Linked DNA regions of Homo sapiens: region 2 is linked to region 1. Evidence: read pairs that join two places in POLR2A ChIA-PET (ENCODE). Cell type or tissue: B cell. All regions are shown on one strand. Links, peaks and the distances in the headings refer to the core of each region. The heading gives the core; the rest is flanking DNA. Region 1 has its middle 45 kb from the start of METTL6. Region 2 has its middle 9.0 kb from the start of RBSN.

Region 1 (2,913 bases), core at 174-2,673:
GGGGTTAGTTTTGGGGGAGGCACTATTACCATCCTTGCTCTAAACTATAAACTAAATTCCTTCTATAGTTAGCTTGGCCTATGTGCAGAGATAAGCAAAAGCAGTTAACCTAAAAGATACAGGTTATCGCTGCAGGGGGGTTAGGAGCAAAATGGAGTTAGTCACGCTAGGCCTCCTTGTCACTGTTATAGCCATAGCTTGTGGATCTCTGGTTTAGACTATTTATAATGTTTGGTACTATAAATAATGCAGCTAATGAATATCTTTGTGAAGAAGTCCTTGAATATGTCAGATTATCTCTTAGGAAACAATCCTACAAATTGAGTTACTAGAACAAAAAAAAAGTATGGCTATTTTTAAGGTCCTTGATCCATAATATGGGATACAAGTCGAAGTAGCTTTCTGAATAGCCACCTAACCTTAACTCAGCATCATTCTTGGACCCTGCCCATGTCCCTGGGAATCCCTGGAACTAACATTTCTTTGGTTCTTTTTTTTTTTTTTTTAAGAGTCGGGGTCTCACTCTGCTGCCCAGGCTGGAGAACAGTGGCACAATCATGGCTCACTGCAACCTTGAATTCCTGGCCTCAAATTATACTCCCTCTCACCCTCCCGAAGTGCTGGGATTATAGGCATGAGCATCTGTGCCCGGCCACTTTTCATTAGTCCTAAGCACACACCACCAAGTTCAGTTTTCCTGAGATGCCTCCATTCTCCAGATCATTCAGCCCCTTTACAGTGGACAATTATGCTTATCTATTTCTGCTTAAATCATCTATCTATGTGCTACCTTTTCCTTCCCAACCCAATTGTTTAAAGATGACAGACTAGACCAGGCACCATGGCTCATGCCTGTAATCCCAGCACTTTGGGAGGCAGAGGCAGGAGGATCTCGAACCCAGGAGTTTGAGACCAGCCTGGGCAATATAAGGAGACTCTGTCTTTACAAAAATAAAATTAGCCACACATGCTGGCACACACCTTCAGTCCCAGCTACTTGGAGGCTGAGGTAGGAGGATTGCTTGGGCCTGGGAGGCAGAGGTTGCAATGAGTCATGATCAGGCCACTGCACTCCAGCCTGGCAACAGAGGGAGACTTGCTTCAAAAAAAAAAAAAAAAAAAAGACAGACTAAGCATGTGTACCTAGTTAGGATCCTTCTGGAAACCCCACGAAAATGACAGCAAAAGGATATTTTTATCACATAAACCCCATACAACTGATTAAATTTGGGAGAACATTAGAAACAAGGACATTCTATCATTTGCAACAACATGGGTGAACCTGGAAGATATTATGCTAAGTGAAATAAGCCAGATTCAGAAAGACAAATACCACATGATTTCACTTATACGTGGAATTTTAAAAAGTTGAACTCACAGCAGCAGAAAGTAGAATGGTGGTTACCAGAGGCTGGGGGAGGAGAGGAGTAGGGGAGATGTTGACCAAAGGGCACACATTTCAGTTAGCCAGGGGGAATACGTTTTTGAGATCTACTGTACATGGTGACCATAGTCAATAATAATGTATACTTTGAAGGAGCATCTGGAATTTTACCCCCAGATATGGCTCCCTGGTATAATGAGTATTTTGAATTAAATGTCCTTAGCAATCAACAGATGCTAGAAGAAACCTTTTCCCTATCTACATAAAGACCTAAGGGATCCACCAAGGAAAACAATTACTAAGTTTTTATTCCATTTCTCCTATTAATCTGCATTTGGTGAGTGATTTTTTAGTTATTCTTCAGAGGGCAAAGGGGAAGTTTGTTCCTGGCCCCTACAGTTTCAAAATTGTAAAAATAATAACAATAATGAATTTTTTAAATTACACATTTATTTTTACTTTTTTTTTTTTTTATTAGAGACAGGGTATTGCTATGTTGCCCAGGCTGGTGTCTGGAACCCCTGAATTCCTGGGCTCAAGCAATCTTCCTGCCTTGGCCTCTCAAAGTGTTGGAATTACAGGTGTGAGCCACCATGCTTGGCCAAGAATAGATTTTACATGTTCTCAATACAAAGAAAAAGAAGTATGTGAGGAGTGTGATATGCTAATTAGCTTCATATAATCATTCCACAATGTATACATCTATTACTATCAAAACATCATATTTATCCCATATATATATTATTTGTCAATTAAAAATGTAAATTTTCATTTAAAATTTTGAAGGGCTAGAAAACAGGATAAATAGCAACTGACTTAGCAGGCTTGTGAAGCTGAGTCTTAAGCCAGCAGGGATGAAAGTCAAGAAGCAACTCAACTTGCATTGAGACTCCCATAGAGTTTTGTGACCAGGCTTTGGTAGTACCAGCTACGTCTAGTATAAGTGGGGGTGTGTATAAGACTGAATACAGGAGAATTGGTTGGAAGTCAGTAAGAAGAAGTTAGAACCCTAAATCTCTCCTGCAAGTCCACACAGCCAGACTGTACATCCCCCACCCCAGAATAAGACTGTAAGTTGAAAACAAAAGGTCTCTGGATAAAGGGTTACCAGGCAAAATTAGGGTTGAGGTACTATACTGAAAACAATATCATACTGGAAGATTATTTTCTGTGGTTCATATAATACAAAAGCACAGCCAGATATCCTACAAAGAATCCCAGGTTCCAGACTTTTGTTTGAGACCTGAAAAAGAAACAAAAAAGAGATAAAAGAAAACAAAATAAGTAAAAACCAATAAATAAAATGAAGCCCATGTTGACAACTCCACCTCATGTGCTCAGAGCTTCCAAGCAGCTTTTAAGCTCCGCATTAAAAAAAAATATGAATGGAAAACCAAGGGTCACCACACATCTGAGAAAAGCTCCTAATAAAGATAGAGACCAAAACAGGAAATAAAGAAAAAAATAGAGAAAACGAGACTATGCAGAGAGAAATTAAATATTAATGGACAAGAAGTTGGGTGCAGTTG
Region 2 (2,913 bases), core at 197-2,696, 270 kb before region 1:
GGGGAGGGAGAGTTATTGTTTAAAGGGTACGGAGTTTTTATAAGGGATGATGAACAAGTTTTGAGTATAGATAGTGGAGCTGGTTACACAACATTGTGACTGTATTTAATGCCACTGAATTGTGCACTTACAAATGATTAAAATGATAAATACTGTGTTGTGTATGTTTTACCACAATAAGCAAAGTAATTTCTGGGCGAGATGTCAAAGCCCTGGCAATGGTAAGTGATTGGCTCGCAGGTAGTTAAGAAGAGTTTGCCCACAACAGTATAGGATTGAAAGGGAAAGTTTTATAAGATAGAAAGAACCCTGCATCAGAGTGTGGCCGGCGCCTCAGCAAGAGAGGACTGTGTGAACCACAGTGGATTTTCCTCAGGGGCATTTATGGACCTTAAAGCGGGAGCTTAAGGGTAATTTGGACCATGTTAGCCACATCGGTCATAATAAATGGAGGCCGAGGCAGGAGAATCACTTGAACCCGGGAGACGGAGTTTGCAGTGAGCCGAGGTCGTGCCATTGCACTCCAGCCTGGGCGACAGGAGCAAAACTCCGTCTCAAAAAAAAAAAAAAAAAAGTTACACTTGTAGATATTTTGGTGCTTTGATGTCAGCAAGGGTTGCACAATGAGTTTTGACATGCATGCATTCGGAGATGTATAGAAATTCTGGTTTCTTATACATTTTGGGGAAGGAAGCAGGGTACTAGATACCAGCTTTAGATCATAGGGAAATCGAATTACTTCTGAATTCCTCAGATGAGGAGTGTCGCCTCTAGATGGTCTGCTTTGTGGCCACCAGGTGATCTTTGCTCTCCTCAGTGATGAGGCCAGTGTGGCTGGAGCAGAGGAAGTGAGGGAGAGAGTTTTGGGAAATCAGGTGTGAGAGCCCAAGGGTGAGGGGAGGTCATAGCCATTGAAGGGACTTTGGCCTTTACTATGAGTGAGGTGGGAGCTGGGGGAAGTGCTGAGTAGGGGAGGGACAGGATGTGACCTCTGACTGCTGGATTGGGAAGAGACACGGAGGTCGGAAATGCCAAGTGTGCATGGCACATAGTAAACCCTTCAGAAATTCAGGTGACAGGATGCATGTAGAGTCCCTGGAAGGAAACACCAACTGTAACAGCGGGCACCTCTGGGGAGGGAAACTGGAATGGTGGGGAGACTGACTTTCCACAACGTAGGCTTTTTTCCTATGATTTGAATGGCTTTTTTCCTCTATATGTATTTTTCTTAAAAATATCTAAATCAAAAAAATTAAGGAAAAGGAAAATAGGAGAAGACTGAAAAATCAGCAGAAAGCAAAACTGCGGATGGGGTCCCCAAGCCACCCCTTTCTCCAAAGTTGTTTCCCCTTCATGCACCTGTTTGCTCTTCTGCGATAAGGGAGGCACTTGACAGGCTCAAAAGCCTCATGCCCAGGGAAGTCGTTTGCCCCAACTCGTAGCCTCAAATGAACCCCCACTTTGCTCACAGTTGGGGGTGGGCCCCCTCCAGTTCTAGCTTGTGGGCTGTCTAGCAGGTCAGTGAGGGTTGTAAGTAGCCTTGCCAGCCACCAGGGGGCGGCATCTGGCCACTTTAGAACCTTGCAGCGAACCCGGGTGTCCAAAGCCAACGTGGTTCTGCTGGTTTATCTCCAATGCCTTCCAAGGCTCCCTCCTGCTGACCACCGGAGGAGGCTGAGCATCCCAGCAGCCTGGGGTGGGAGACTCAGTCCCTCTACCACGCCTCTGCACTGCTGCCCCTTTCCTCTTTTAGGGGCTCGCCAAGTAGCTGATAACAGGGAGCCAGGATGCACAACACGCTGTCATGTTCTGGACCAGCCTTGGACCTTCCACAGAGCCCTGGGTTCTTTTATCTCTGGGGCCCCACCCCTAAACCTGCTCTTCCCACAGCTCTTCCATCCATGTGCTCTGGCCAAGAACCGTGGAGTCATCCTTGACTTCTTTCTCTCACATCCCACTTTTTTTTTTTTTTTGAGACAGGGTCTGACTCTGTCACCCAGGCTGGAGTGCAGTGGCGCGATCTCGGCTCACCACAACCTCTGCCTCCCAGGCTCAAGTCATCCTCCCACCTCAGCCTCCCGAGTAGCTGGGACCACAGGCACTCACCACCACGCCCGGCTAATTTTCGTATTTTTTTGGAGAGAGACAGGGTCTCACTTTGTTGGCTCAGGCTGGTATCAAACTCCTGAGCTTAAGCAATCCACCCACTTCGGCCTCCCAAAGGGCTGGGATTACACGTGTGAGCCACTGTGCCCGGCCTCACATCCCACTTCCAACCCATCAGCAAGTTCTGTCAGCTTTTACTTTGGAATGGATCTAGAATATGCGGAATCTAGAATACACTTCTCACCACCTCACTGCCTATATACAGTGCCCTTGACATAAGTAACTCCATGTTAGAAAGATTCCATCTTACATTTCAAAAGGCATCATGCCAACAGGGACCAGATGTCTGCCTCATCAACAGAAACTGCACCCAATCAGGCAAGGGTATGGCCACACACACTTTACTGTCAGCTTTCACCAGAAGACTCAAGGACCATTAAAAAAAAAAAAAAAGCAGGACTTCAGCAGTTCAACTCAGACATCTCACTAGACACTGTCTTGATGTCACTCATGGTCAGCACCCGGCATCTGCCACTGAAAGCTCCACCCAAATCAAGGACTCTTCCTTGCAAGACACTGATGACTGTCAGAATCAGCCCAGAACACTCTCCATGTTCACATCAATGAACCAGTCCAGCTCTCCTTGGAATGATTCATTAACCCCTTTTCCTATCCCCTTTCCCTTCGTGTTAAATGTTACTCTGTTTGATGTGAAATTTTTAATCTATAATATTTACATGTTAATTACGAATACTGCTATGACGGTTTGCAATATTGACTGACCTGTGGATCGGCTTGGACCTATGT

What was found. ChIA-PET counts read pairs that join two places held together with the same protein. Peaks named below come from ENCODE experiments on the same cell type or tissue, not always from the same donor. Only the 100,000 strongest peaks of a DNase experiment are listed, where the experiment ranks them.
Region 2: POLR2A ChIA-PET joins it to region 1 with 8 read pairs; 2 of 35 experiments call an interaction of 5 or more read pairs at or near these places.

The regions. Positions count from the first base shown.
Region 1 is chr3:15,381,561-15,384,473 of GRCh38, forward strand. It overlaps a transcript of METTL6 not described here. Among named protein-coding and RNA genes, the nearest start is that of METTL6, 45 kb to the right of the region's middle. RefSeq lists an enhancer at 2,860-2,913. In B cell, for the core only: no CTCF peak of the experiment used is centred there; no DNase peak of the experiment used is centred there; H3K4me3 peaks cover 256 bases; H3K27ac peaks cover 1,853 bases.
Region 2 is chr3:15,106,713-15,109,625 of GRCh38, forward strand. No RefSeq gene overlaps it. Among named protein-coding and RNA genes, the nearest start is that of RBSN, 9.0 kb to the left of the region's middle. RefSeq lists an enhancer at 1,594-2,093. In B cell, for the core only: CTCF peaks have their summits at 1,529 (motif pointing right) and 1,729; a DNase peak (open chromatin) is centred at 1,559; H3K27me3 peaks cover 943 bases.